Linked DNA regions of Homo sapiens: region 2 is linked to region 1. Evidence: chromatin contacts called from ENCODE Hi-C or POLR2A ChIA-PET data. All regions are on one chromosome and are shown on one strand. The core of a region is the stretch at or near the end of the contact, and the rest is flanking DNA. Distances in the headings are between cores, read along the strand shown.

The links. Hi-C counts contacts between places; a loop is a spot of excess contacts on that map. ChIA-PET counts read pairs that join two places held with the same protein, here RNA polymerase II (POLR2A).
Region 2: a map of posterior vena cava shows a loop between it and region 1 (13-fold over the local background). The contact joins two enhancer-like sites. A Hi-C loop is called at or near these places in 1 of 168 maps with a recorded cell type or tissue (posterior vena cava). POLR2A ChIA-PET finds 5 or more read pairs at or near these places in 1 of 52 experiments (CD8-positive, alpha-beta memory T cell).

The regions. Positions count from the first base shown.
Region 1 is chr10:69,898,325-69,905,345 of GRCh38, reverse strand. COL13A1 (collagen type XIII alpha 1 chain) reads right to left here. Exons shown (of 41, transcript NM_001368882.1): 14 at 6,584-6,649; 15 at 2,491-2,598; 16 at 387-413. Among named protein-coding and RNA genes, the nearest start is that of COL13A1, 100 kb to the right of the region's middle. RefSeq lists enhancers at 347-847, 1,840-2,439. Within about 2 kb of position 3,529, at least 6 of the 41 ENCODE cell types and tissues checked have a DNase peak (open chromatin) inside an H3K27ac peak, as active enhancers do.
Region 2 is chr10:71,011,452-71,018,472 of GRCh38, reverse strand. No RefSeq gene overlaps it. Among named protein-coding and RNA genes, the nearest start is that of LINC02622, 76 kb to the right of the region's middle. Within about 2 kb of position 4,297, at least 4 of the 41 ENCODE cell types and tissues checked have a DNase peak (open chromatin) inside an H3K27ac peak, as active enhancers do.

The DNA.
Region 1 (7,021 bases), core at 2,280-4,779:
GGTTCACAGGAGACTGGATTACCCTAGAGGTCTCTTCCCATTCTGACACCTTATAAAACACTATTTTATTGGGATATTGTGACGGTGTTCTGGGCATGAGCTTAGAGTTTCCAGCTAGACGCTATACTCCTTAGAGGGTGGACTGTGCCTTCAATGCCAGCCCGTAGCACTAGCTTCATTGGCGTGAGCACCCAAGAAGTGCAATTCTTGTTGGAATCAAGTTAGTTCCTGAGAAGGGTGGTGTTTTGTAAGTGGGTCAAGCTTGATCTGTCTCTCAGCTGAGATCCCTCTCTGCTCCTGCCTCAGTCACCTTCTGTGCTGCCTCCCCCTCCCTCCTGCAGGGAATTCTCCCACCTGTTCAACACATCACCCAGAAGGACACTCACCTTTGGTCCAGGAGGCCCAGGTAAGCCCTGTGGAAGCAAAAAAAAAAAAAAAAAGAAAAAAGAAAAGGTGAGTAGAGCTGGTTGGGGCTAGCCATACTTACAGTAGACCCTAGGGGCAGAGCAGCTCCCAATAGCTATGGCAAGAGAATAGGCATGCTATAGCCAACAGCTCTAGTGGATCCTAGAAGGGGATCTGAAACCTGCTGAGGGCACGTGGGGATAACAGGCTTATGTCCCTCTTTGCAGCCATGTGGGGGCCGCGGGCAATTCTGCTGTGCTCACCCATGGAAAGTAGGTCAGCAGCATCATGCTAAATTGACAGTGTGGTTTGGTCCAGATCCTCATTCACCCACCTCCTAATTGGAACCCCTCCCTAGAAAGCCGGCCTTGCCCAGCAAAGCCTCGGTTTTGCCCTTGGTCCTGCCTGCCAGTGGAGGAGCCCTCTGTCTCCTTCTGCCCATGGTGCTGTGGGCATGGCAGCTGGCCACAGTGAGGTGGTGTGAGCCGAGGGAGAGGCCAGGGAAGGCTGCTGGCTCCACCGCAGCCTTGGGTGTAGGTGTGGACAGCAAACGTGGGCTGGAGAAAGCCGTGATGCCTGAGTCTGGTCTATTGCAATTGGGTTAAGAAACATGCTCTCTGGTTTTCTTTTTTTGGTTGTCGTTGTTGTTATAAACAACCTAACAAAGAAAACCACCTGGCTTGGGTTCAGTGGATGAGAGCCCCAAGTGTTAGGAGGGGGGTGGGGTAGAAAGGGCAGCGGTCAGCAAAAAGTGAATTTGGAGCACTTTTTGGTTTTCTTGCCTTAGTTTGGTTCCGTTTCCTGAGTTTCCCTTCCTTTCAGGTTTTCCCATCTAAAAACTGGTGGAAATAAGACTAACCCCCCTCTCTGGGGTGCTGGGGCGAAATTGTGGAAAAATTTAAAATTCATTTCAGGGGTCAAGCATTGCAGGGGTCATTGTGCTGGCCTTCCCAGCCAAGGTGGATGCTGTGTTCGGCCATAGCTGTGGCCCGGCCCAGGAAGACCCTATAACAAGCTTTGAGATTGAAAGCTGGGCAGCCAAGGGGCCCAGACATGCAAACAGGCCATCTAGAATGTGGCCGTACACACAGGGTGCTAATTGTTGGGGACATCCTTGCCCAGTGATTCCACCTCTGGGACTCTATTCCAGCAAAACTATCAGAGATGCGCACAAACATTATGTTTCTTTGTCTATGTTCCATTCTTTTCACAATTAATTTATGGTGCTTTTGTCATAAGAAGGAAAAACAGGTTTTGTTTTGGTTTTTCTACCACATGGGAAAAACATTATTTAAAAAGCATTTTGCCCTTTACCTGCCTCTCCAATAACATTAGTCTTACGGGTGGGTGGAAGACCCGTTTTCTCTGAAGTCCAGGTACCCACTGAGTTATTCTGTCCTGGGGCTTTGTTGTATAAATTGGGCTGGGAAAGAGTGGAGTCTTAGCCAGGGCTTGAACATGGGTGACTTGGCGGCCGCTGGGCTTGACCTGTCACTTGAATGTGGTCCAGCCTGGAGAGGTGCCAGTTGGCCTCTCTGGAGTCCTCCAGGCAGTGACCCTGCAGGCCCCGCAGGCTTGATGCATCCTCAGGCTTGGCGCAGGGCTCTTGGCTGACTGGACCTTCAGCTCAGCTGGCAGGTGGCCCAGCAGTGTGAAACCTGCACACGCCCCTGGAAGGCATGTTCACTGGGGTGCCAGGTAGTTGGATGACCCCTCACTACCTCCTTCAGAACCCACTGCCTGACTCAGGTTTTGCTAAGGGGCTCAGGGATAGCCATCAGAGGTGCCCTTGGGAATTCTCTTTCCAAATTCCTCTCTGCTGGGGCTGGGAACGGGGCAGGCAGGCCATTGGCGGTCTCCTCCCTGGAAGGCAGGGAACATGGCCCAGGTTGTGTTTCAGAGCCAGAGTGCAACAGGTGGTGAGTGTGATGGGGATGAATAGCCCCTTGCATGGTTCACCCACATCCAATGGCCCTGCCAAGGCATTTCTGCTTTTTGTAGGGGACCCACTGCCTATTCAAGGTTTGGAGGTTTCCAGAGAGTTCTTGGGATAAGTCTTGAAGGAGAGAGGAAGGGAATACTTACAGGTGGCCCCATAGGCCCTGGCAGTCCTGGGTGCCCCAGAGGTCCACTTGGTCCAGGGGGGCCTGGGGGCCCTGGTGGACCTTGGATGCTGGCCTGGCTCTGTTCGCCCTGAGGTTCATGGAAACGAATGTTAGAGGGAAGGCCCCCAGAGCTGCAGACCGTCCCCCACCCTCAGGCCATGCACCCAGTGAAGGCCTGCTGTGATTTCTGCCGGGAAGGAGTGGTGATGGGGGGAGGAAGCGGTGGCATGATGGTGATGATGCTGTGGTAGTGGTGATGACATGCAGGGGCTGGTGGCAGTGAGAAGAACGCCAAGATGTTAGGTCCCTGAAGGTGGGGCTTCCAAAGAGGAGTTGCTGCGGAGAGACATTCTGCGGGGGGGCAGAGGCAGAGGAGTGGGTGGGAGACAGCCCCTGGCCCAACCAAAGGCCTGCTCCCAGCCTGGCCAGATGGCCTGAATCTTCAGCCTGGGCCTGCCTCTGTCACCCTCCCTGTGTGGCGAGGCACAGTTCTCCCTAAGCCCCAGTCTCTCAGCCATAGAATGGGAACAATAGCCCTCGTTTCCTGTCTCAGCTTTTTGCTGTCTTTATCTGACCCAGAGGATCAAATGGGATCCTTAGGTCAAAGCCCATGGAATTTTATTTGGCTCACTAAACAACTGAGCAAGAGACTTTACATATAAAATTTGAATTGGTGGCTTCTGATGAAACACTGGGAACCCTGGCTGAGCTGGGCCCACATTCCTACGTCCAAGGAGTGGCTGCCTGTTAAGTGGGGCCTGAGTTCTCTGGCTGCTTTTGTCCTCTCCCTCCTAGCCCTTCTCACACACAGCCTGCTTCTGTTACTTAAGGTGATCTGCCTGGCCTGGGAGGGCAATTGAGCCTGCAATCTTTGGTTTCATTGAAAGAGTTTGGAAGCTGTGTGGAAGTGCTTTATGCTGCGTGGGGAGGCTGTTATTATTCCCTTGTCTCCTCAGCCAGCTGCTCTGAGCCCGCCTTCCCACCATGCCTGTCCACGGGATGGACTGTGAGCCCAGGGAGGTAGCGATGGCATCATGCTCCCCCTGGAGGAGGAGATGGCCTGGTGCACGTGACCCAGATTTCAGGGCTGGGGCAACACAAAGTCATCTTAGATCTAAACCAAGTCTGGCTCCTTGGTTTGTTATTTTCTAAATGACCTCTCTGGGATCAATCTGGGCTTAGCTCTTGTGAGGAGGGGCCCATCCCTGCAGATGGGCTGAAGCAGAACCTCCTGGCAGGTGTGGGAGCTCTAGGGTGGAGGCTGGGGGATGCAGGCGGCTGGAGTTCCAGGCCGGCCCACCTTTCTCAGAGGATCTCAGCAAGCCCCTATGACACACCTGAGGGGTCTCCTGCTTCCCCATGCGAGGAAGGCAGCTGATGATGCTTGCTGCAAACTCTAGAGGGAAGTGGTGGTGATAAATAGGAGTGCACAACCTGGGAATGAGAAATGTAAGCTTTCAGCAAGACCTGCTTGCACCATCTTTTGGCTGGAAAACCTGTAGGCAGATGGCATCTAGCAGTGTCACTCTGGAGCCTGGGTCCTATCCTGCCACACCCTCTGAGAAGCCACTTTAGGGCTCAGGGTGTCCATGGCAGAGGAGCAGGTGTTGAAATCACTGTGGCAGCTGCCCTGACTGCAGGTCCCCCACCCGGCTGCATGTTGGTTGTTGATAAGTCTCAGGTGTCAGTGTTTCTTCTGAACCAAGAAAGGCTTCACTAAGCCTCAGGCCTTAAAAAGGGACCAGTGCAGCCTCCTTTTCAACCACATCAAATCTGATTCAGCTGCTTGGGTCCCGGAACCTCCTCAGAATCCTGTACTTTGTGTGTTTATATTTTTTGTGGGTTTCTACATTCACAAGATGGGGGAGGCTTAGTCTGAAGTAAACTCCCGAGCTCCTTTCTGGCTGTGAAATTCTAGAATCTTCATAACGTCACAAGTCCTATGTTACAGAAGAGAAAACTGAGGCTCCAAGAAGTTGAATTCTCTGATCAAAGTCACATGGGAATTCAGGGTGGCGCCAGGACCCAAAGTTGGAACTGCAGACTCTCCCTATTCTTTCCAAGTAAGCCCCCAGCAAAAAGGGCTCACCATCTACACTTTCTGCTCTTTGGAAATGACGTCCAACACCATCTGCTAAGCACATCATATTTCATATAAAGCTTCCTTTTTCAGTGAATCTTAGACCCAATGTTTAAGCGGCTTGTAGAGCCTGTAAAATCAATATTGGTTTATTGATAAGAAATGGACAAGCATTTTTATGTCCCATAGTGGCTGACAGCATAAAAAACCTGATTCTGGAGGCAGAATCTGCAGCAGGTAGCTCAGAGGTGCCTCGTCTTCTTTCTCTACTTTGGAAACCAGGTCAGGGTAGCACAGAAAGTTCTGGCTTCACCACCTCTTGCTCTTGAAAAGGGAGGCAGTAACATGCAGTGGCCTGGATGGAATCCTGCACCCCTCTTGAGTTCTTCCTTTGTAAAGCGGGGGATAGTGAGATGGCTGGTGTGGGGAATGCATGAGATAATTTGCATAGAATTCTCACAACAATGTCTGGAACCCAGTGAGGGCTCAAAAAAGAACAGCTGATACACCTAAGGCTGGGAGGTCGCTGTTGGGGCCCAGGAGAATGGCTATTCTGAGAGTGTGGACTCAGCTCTCCTGGAATGGGGTCCGGCACAGCCTGGGGTGGGTGACAGGGGTGGGCCTGGTACTTCTCTAAGCTGCCAGTGGGCCTCCTGAGTAGCCATGCTCTGGTGAGTGCTCGGGCACACGGAGGCTCTCGAGGATTTGGCCAGGCGTAATGAGATATGTGGCCTGCAGGCTTGGGTGGCACTGGAGTCACGTGTCCCTCTGTATTTTTAGCTGTTAATTGGAGGGATTTTTCAGCCTTGTTCAATCAGGTGCCTGAACATCTAGGCCCTTGGGCTCCTGACTCCTGAGTCAGGCCAGATTGTTGCTTGAGGCTCTGCGGTCAGGCTTGTAGAAAGCAGCTCAGAGCCCTGCCACTGCTAGCGTCCCTGTGCTGGGCGGGGTACCTGGTGCAGCATGAGAAAGGTGAGGAGCACAGGGGCAGCCATGGGCCAGCCAGCCTGGAATCAAGCTGTGATCTCTGAAGAGCAGAGGCCAGATGGCTTTGTTCTTTGTGATCTGCTCCTATCCAAGCCTCCTTGGGTTAGGAAGGCAGGAAGAAGAAGGAAGCACTTGCTCACAATGTGGGTTGTGGACTACATTCCCTCCACAAATTCCCTTGCTCCCCAAACTCAGGTTACGAGGGATCAGATGCTAAGCAGTCTGCATTTCTAAGTAGAGAGGAGGTAGGTCCAGCTGAGAGAGCCCTGGATGTGAGGTCTGAAGACCTGACTTCAATTTCAATTCTGCTTCAAGGCCAGTTTCAATTCTGCCTCTTACTGTTAGTATAACCTTGGGCAAATCAATTCACTTCTCTGAGCCTCAGTTACCTTATCTCCAAAATATGGATAATAGTAATAAAAACAGCTAACAATTATGTCTCTTAAACTGTGCCAGGAACTATTCCAAATGCTTTACATATCAACAACAACCCTGTGAAATAGACACTGTTATTATCCTTATTTTATAGATGAGAAGGCTGGGACACAGGTCAAGTAACTTGCCCCAAATGACACAGCTAGTAACAGGCAGAGAGACTGGGTACAAATCCCCACTCTGCAATGTACTGGCTGTGTGACCTTGGCAACTTGGTTAACCTCTCTGAGCCTCGATTTCCTCATCGTGAAATAAGGATGATCATGCCTAATTCATAAAACTGTTGGTGAATGAAATATAACCAGGCCTGTGAAATGGGTAACAGGGTGCCTGGCACACACTGACAGCTCTTGTTGATGGCTGTTTTGAGTAATCATTGTGTGGTGGTAGTTGTGGGTCTTCTGGGGCCTGTGTGTTGTGTATTTCCATGTCTATGGTATACGTGGGCCTATTTTTGTCTGATTTAATTTCACTGAATTAGAGAGAGGTTCTGGCTTTGTCTGCAGCCCCAGCAGGCTTGCCGGGCCCCTTGGGAAACCACACATGGTCTGGACAAACGGGAGGTGTCTACCTGGAACGTCCGCCTTTTTATGACCGGGGGTGGAGCCAGTCGCACTGAATTGAGGAGAGGCAGCAGCTGAGGAGAAAGATGAGTTGGAGGGCCAGAGGGCAAAGGCCAAAGATCACAGGTATTCAGATCGATGCCAAAAGTCACCAGGAGGGCAGGGCAACCAAGAGGGACCGGAGCAGAGGAAGAGAGAAGAGAGATTAGCGTGCACATGAGGAGTGGGAGGGAAGGAGTGGACAGGGCACTCTCACGGCTTGAGGATGCAGAGCGGAGCTTGCCCTTGGATGGCACAGCCGTCCCTTAGGAGGAGTTGTGGCCCTCAGTCCACACCCGGCCTCGGCCTCCAGGTCAGAGTTTGGGATGTTGACCAGCAGCCCCCGGAATGGGACAGTGGCTCCCACATGGCCAGGCTTGCCCTCCGTGGCCATGCTGGGCTGCAGA
Region 2 (7,021 bases), core at 3,048-5,547, 1.1 Mb before region 1:
CACAATGCTTCTGCCAAGACTACCATCCGTAGACTCACGGAATGCCTTATCCACCATCATGATATTCCACACAGCATTGCCTCTGACCAAGGCACTTGCTTTACAGCTAAAGAAGTTCAGCAGCTCGCTCATGCTCATGGAATTCACTGGTCTTACCATGTTCCCCATCATCCCGAAGCACCTGGATTGATGGAAAGGTGGAGTGTCCTTTTGAAGTCACAATTACAATACCAACTAGGTGACAGTACTTTGCAGGGCTGGAGCAAAGTTCTCCAGAAGGCCATGTATGCTCTGAATCAGCGTCCAATATATGGTACTCTTTCTCCCATAGCCAGGATTCATGGGTCCAGGAATCAAGGAGTGGAAGTGGAAGTGGCACCACTCAGCATCACCCCTAGTTATCCACTAGCAAAATGTTCCCTTCCTCTTCCCATGACATTATGTTCTGCTGGCCTGGAGGTCTTAGTTCCAGAGGGAGGAACATTCCCACCAGGAGACACAACAACGATTCCATTAAACTGGAAGTTAAGGTTGCCACCTGGACAGTTTGGGATCCTCCTACCTTTAAGTCAACAGGCTGAGAAGGGAGTTACAGTGTTGGCTGGGGTGACTGATCCAGACTATCAAGTAGAAATCAGTCTATTACTCCACAACGGAGGTAGGGAAGAGTATGCATGGAATACAGGAGATCCATTAGGGTGTCTCTTAGTATTACCATGCCCTGTGATTAAGGTCGAAAGGAAACTACAACATCCCAATCCAGGCAGGACTACAAAAGACCCAGACTCTTCAGAAATGAAGGTTTGTGTCACTCCACCAGGAAAAAAACCAAGACCTGCTGAGATGCTTGCTAAAGGCAAAGGGAATACAGAATGGGTAGTAGAAGAAGGTAGTCATCAATAACAGCCACAACCAAGTGACCAGTTGCAGAAACGGGGACTGTAATTGTCCTTCTTTTGTTAAAAACATGTTTGTGCATGTATACACTTGTACTAAGAAAATATCTTCATTTTATCACCTTTCTCCTTTATCATGTGACATAGGATTTGTTGACTTAGCATCAGCATTTAGTATCATTCACTTTATGTAATGGTATTTGGGTTGGAGATTGGTGTGTTTCCAGTTGTACAAAGGATAGTTGTATTATGTTAGGCGTAATTAAGACCTCATTATTGTCTTTCTTAGAAGATTATGTATGATCTCAGGAGATACGTATGGGTTCAAATTGACAAACGGTGGACTTGTGATGGTTAATACTGAGTGTCAACTTGATTGGATTGAAGGATACAAAGTATTAATCCTGGGTGTATCTGTGAGGGTGTTGCCAAAGGAGATTAACATTTGAGTCAGTGGGCTGGGAAAGGCAGTCCCACCCTTAATATGGGTGGGCATGACCTAATCAGCTGCCAGAATGGCTACAATAGAAGCAGGCAGAAAAATGTGAAAAGAGAGACTGGCTTAGCCTGCTAGCCTACATCTTTATCCCATGCTGGATGCTTCCTGCCCTCCATCATCGGACTCCAAGTTCTTCAGTTTCGGAACTTGTACTGGCTCTCCTTGCTCCTCGGCCTGCAGATGGCCTATTGTGGGACTTTGTGATTGTGAATATATACACATATATATATATTCACCTAATATATAATATATAATGAATATATATATGCATTATATATAATTATATATATAATGCATATATATATATACACACATTAGTTCTGTCCCTCTAGAGAACCCTGACTAATACAGCCAGGCTCATGTCCTTTTTAGTGATGTATCTGTTCAATTCTTTTATCCATTTCTTAGTTGGTCTGTTTATTTTCTTACTGTGGAGTTTTTAGAGCTTTTTAAATATATTCTGGATATAGATCCTTTGGCAAGTACTATATGTGATTTCTCTCAGTCTGTAGTATGTCTTTGAATTCTTTTAACAGTGCCTCTTTAATTCTGATGCCATCCAAGTTATCAGCTTTTGCTGTTCTAGATGTTTCTTTGGGCATCATCCCTAAGAGCTCTTTGGCTATTCCTAGATCACCTATGTTTTCTCCTATGTTTTATTTTTCTAAACATTTTAGATTAGATCTATGATCTCTTTGGGTTAATTTTTGTATAAGCTATGAGGTTTAGGTTGAAGTTCATTTTTCTCGTGTGGATGTTCAGTTGTTCCAGCACCATTTGTTGAAAAGACTATCCCTTCTCAATGGAATCACCTTTACACCTTTGTTAGAAATCAATTGGCTATATTTATGTGGGTCTATTTTTAAACTCTCTATTCTGTTCCATTACTCTATGTGTCTATATTTTTGCCAATACCATATTGCCTTACTGTAGTTTTTTTTTTTTTTTTTTTTTTTACAAATTCTGATTTCTGGGTCCCACCCCAGCCAAATAGAGTATCTGTAAGTGGGGGTATGGGGATCTGCATTTCCGCAAGCTCCCTGGGGGATTCCTGAAGACCTTAAGAGCTTGCACTCATGATCACAGACCTTTAGAACCATGTTACAGAGATTGGCTGCATCTTCATGCTATATAACTATTTCCTCTCCGGCTGCCTAACCAAGTGGTGGCCCACCTCTGCTGGGATGTCTGATGTAATGGTGAGATCACCACTTCCTCAGGAAATTAGCTGTAATGGTGCTTGCTTCTTCTACACTGAGTTCCATCTTCCTGAAACTTCCAGCTGTAGGTCTGGGTTTCTTTGTCGCCTCCCGAGGCCCCTGACGTGGTGGGCACCATCTGGGGATGCAGTCAGAGCCCCTGTGCGGCTTTACCAGCATACGACCTCCTATTGCCCCCCAAAACCTATGCTGGCTTCCTCTCATTTATAACCCATCCTCTTCTCAAGTGTTGTTCATGCAAATGTCCTTTCCAGAGAGGCTTCAAGGTAGAGTGGGAAGCAACTTAGGAGTCAGATGTCAAATGATAACAACAGTAAGCTTTAAGTGAGAGTTTACTATGTAACAGACATTGTACCAAGTATTTTATAAACATCATCTCCTTTTGTCTGCACAAGGTCTTTATAATGAATTAGGTCATATTCTATGCATACACATGAATGTGTGTGTGTGTGTGTGTATGTGTGCGTGTGCATGTGCGTGTGTATTTCTAACCAAAAGGTAGTACACTTTACATGCTGTTCCGCACCTTGATGTTTTTTTCTCTCAACAATATACCTTTAGATTATTCCATTTCATTACATATAGAGTATTCCAGTGCATGGTTGTACTATAATTTAGAAAATAAACGTCTTTGACGGATATTTAGATTTTTTCCGATATTTCTTTTACTTGGTTCATTTTGGGAATAAATTCTTAAAAGGTGAATCTCAGCATCACTGTAAGTAACTCAAGGAATTGGAGCCACTGGGGTGGGGTTCAGGTGGGAAGGAAAGTCAGACTGTGATTCTTAGAGGAGGAAGGGATGAGAAAGAGGGGGAAGTTGAGAGGATCAAGGAGGACAGATAGTAAAAGAGCTGCTGGAGGGGTCCCATTTCTGGAGGCAGCAGCATGGAGCTGGGGCTGGGCAGAGCTGTGCGCTGCATGCCCCAGGGATGCCTTGGGGCTGTGCAGGTGGGTAGGGTTGAGGAGGGAGTAGAAGGCCCAAGGTCTGCTCCAAACTGCCATGCCCCACCTCTCCCTTTACCTCCCCACCCCCACCATACTTCCCTCCTGCTCTCCTTTCCTCCCCAGCCTGGGAAAATTCTGTCAGAATTAATAAACGCAGCAGATTGCTTGGAGATGGAGGGTGAGGGATGGAGACAGTCTGGGGCTCTGATATTTCCCTCATGTGCAATAATCTGGTGGTGAGATCTGGAATTAAAACCTCTTTCCTGGAGCCTTTATTAACATTAGCTCCTAATGCATAATTACCCGGCAAGCCCAGGGGGCTGATGCTTGTGTCGCCCCATCTATGCCTCTCTCCTTGAACAGGCCACCTGCTCCTTGGGGCCAGGAGAGCAGAGGCCCTGGTGGAGAAGGAAGGGCTGGCTCTTCCAGCACAGGTGGAGCCAGTCTGGTGGCCTGGGTTCCTGAGCTACTAGCCTGCTGGTGACCTTGAGCATTTCACTGTCCCTCCATAACCTCAGAGGGACTGTGGGGTCCAGGTATAGGTGGGGGTTCAGACGGAGCAGCCAGTATCAGACACAGCTTGGCTGCCTGTTCCTTTCAGCCCTCCTGGCTATTGAAGCGGTCACCATGGTAGTGGTGGGGTTATAACCAGCACAAGTGGGTGGCTGTGAGTTCTGACTGGCCCATCTCCAGGGCAGCCATCATCGTATCCTCCTGACTGTGACTACTAGAAACCTCTCAGGCCTGAGTAGGGCTGGGGAACAGCTAGAACTTGTTTTCTTCTCTGAAGGCAGGAGGCTTGTTGCTGCACGGCAGGGCCTCAGCTCTGCAGTGGTTGTTCCCACGTGGACTTGGTGGGCTTTGGCAAATGCTTGTCTTCTCTGTCCTTGGTTTCTCTAGCCCGACAATAAGGGTGTCGCCCAGGGCTCCTCCTCTGCTCCTCATATTCAGAGTCTGTGGAGGTGTCAGGAGTCCCAGAGTTGGCAAAAACACAGTCTGAGCAGATGAAAACCAAGGATAGGGTGTTCTGAGAGCCCCACTCTCCTGGGTCCCCATGTTAATTACCAGCAGATGTACTGGCTGCAGTCCTGGCTCCCAGCTGGATTAAGCAGGCAGTTTGCACACAACAGGAGGAAGTACCTCATTGTTTCTCCCATCAAGCTCTGCCTGCCATAGGGCCTTTGCACATGCTGTTCCTCCTGTCTATAATATTCTTTCCACCCTCTTATTTCCTACTCTTCCTTCAGAACTCAGGCCAATCATCATTTCTTACAGGAAGCCTTCCCTGACTTCCCCACTGAGGTCAGATTCGTGGCGCCCCATAAGTCTCCTTCATGGTGATTCTGAGTTGCTGAAATCAGGGCATGAAAAAAGTGGCTGTATTTTTGTGTCACTGAACTTAAGTTCTACTATAAGTGCCCATTCTGCCAGGAGGCAGGAATGTAATCGAAAGCCATTCAGGGTCCTCCTGCTTTCCCTGGCATTTCGTGTGCTGAGCCTCCCACGCCTCAGTGTTGGCTGCTCCCTGGCATCCTTGAACCGGCTCTTCTAGCACAGGTGCACATCCTTGTTCCTGTCCCATCTCTGCACCCACAGCCCCTACTGCATCATTACCAGCCTGACCTGAGTCCCCTGCTACGACCCATGCTGCTCCCATTTCTTCTGCTCCCATGTGATGCTGGGCACAGGGAAACTTGGGGGACCCCACCAGGTAGGGTGAACAGGGGAGGGGCGGATGCAGATTCTCTCTGTCCTGAAAGTCCCCAAGTGGGTGGGGGTGGGGGAGGAAGGGAAACAGTGACAGGCGTACCTCCTTGGGGGCCTACCAATCCTCAGTGCTTTTTCTGGTCCTTTCACTCTCCTCTCCCCCTCCCTGCCAGGCGCTGAGGCTCTTCCTGGAGTCTGGGGAGAGGGAGAGGTGCCATCTAGCAAAGGTCTGCAGCAACACCTGCAAACATGCTGCTTCTGCCCTGCACTGCTCAAGAACAAACTCTGTTCTGCTGCAGCATCCTGGTGGTAAGAAGAGGGGGCAGGGAGAGAACAAGATATACCAGAGAGGGCAGACTGTGGTGGGCACATGAGGAGGCAGGGTCATTCCGTGGTTACAGTAAGGTGATATTCTGGAGCCAGATGGCCTGGGTTCAAGCCCAGCTCTGCTGCCTGCCTGCTGTGCAAACTTGGGCAAGTTACTTTATCTCTCTGGTCCTCGGTTTCCTGTGGGACACTGACAATGTCCACCTGAGTCAGGATGAACCAAGGTAATGTGCACAAAGTGACTGGCACATAGGAAACATTCAGGAGATAATTGCTGTTCCCTTAAAAACAGCACTTTCCTTCTCCCCACGCCACCCCCATCCCCAGTAAAGCTTATCATTGCTTGGTGAGTTTGTGATTAGAGTCAGTCTCCCCCACCACACTGTGCACTCCAGGAGGGTGGAGCCAAGGCTGCATTGTGGACTGCTTGCTGGTCTGGGGTAACATTGTGTAGGCCCAGTGCTGGCACACTCTGTATGCTGCGGTTCCGGTTTGCATCCCTGATAGCCCTGCACACACCTGACCATGGCCTTGCCCACCTGTCCTGCCCATGGTTCTTCCAGGAAGCCTTCCCTGATACCCCCACTTAGAAAACTCTCCCCCAACCTCAGGGCTCTCCACAGCCCCCATCGAGAGTGTGGCTCCATCTTCCCCGGCAAGAAGTGCAAGTCCCTTGAGGCCGGGAGCTGCACCCAGCTCACCTGTTTCCCGAACTGGGCCCAGCTGAGGGGCTCCAGGTAAGGTTGGTCTCAGTTCTCTTTAGTGTACTTGAGCCCAGAGAAGAAGGCAAAGCAGGCCTTATCCCCATCTTGTGGCTAGAACTGAGACTCAGAGAGGTTAATCAGCTTACTCATATCACACAGCTGCCGAGGGGAGAGGTTGGGACTGGGACTTGGGGGACAGGACACCCAGCCTCTGTTTCCCCTCTTGACCCAGGGAGCTCACACTCTAACTGGGGGAACATAGGATGGGGCAAAGGAATCACTCAGAAGACAATGACAGATAAAAACAAAGTCACCATGAGCTAGTGCAGTCCTGAGACCTCTGGAGATCTTTTGTAAGAATGAGTGAGGAAATCACTGCAGGCCTCAGTGCCAGGATGAGGCAGGGCCAGGATCTCCCAGAGTCCCTGACAGTGACCTGAGGTACTGGCCCACCTGCCCATGGCTAAGGTCAAGGAAACAGGGCACCGCAGCCTTCACCCCGAGCTGGGGCAGCTTCATCATCAGCTGAGTTCCTGAGGACCTGCTATGTGCACATCTCCATCCTCCCACACCCTCCCCAGTTCTCACCATGACAACAATCACGTCTAAGGCCCAGAGAGGGGAAGGGACTCATCCAGAGCACGCAGCCTGGTGCCACAGCCCTTAGATTGGATCTGCAAGGAGCCAGGAGCCCCAGTGGCTCTGTTCTCAACTTCCAGA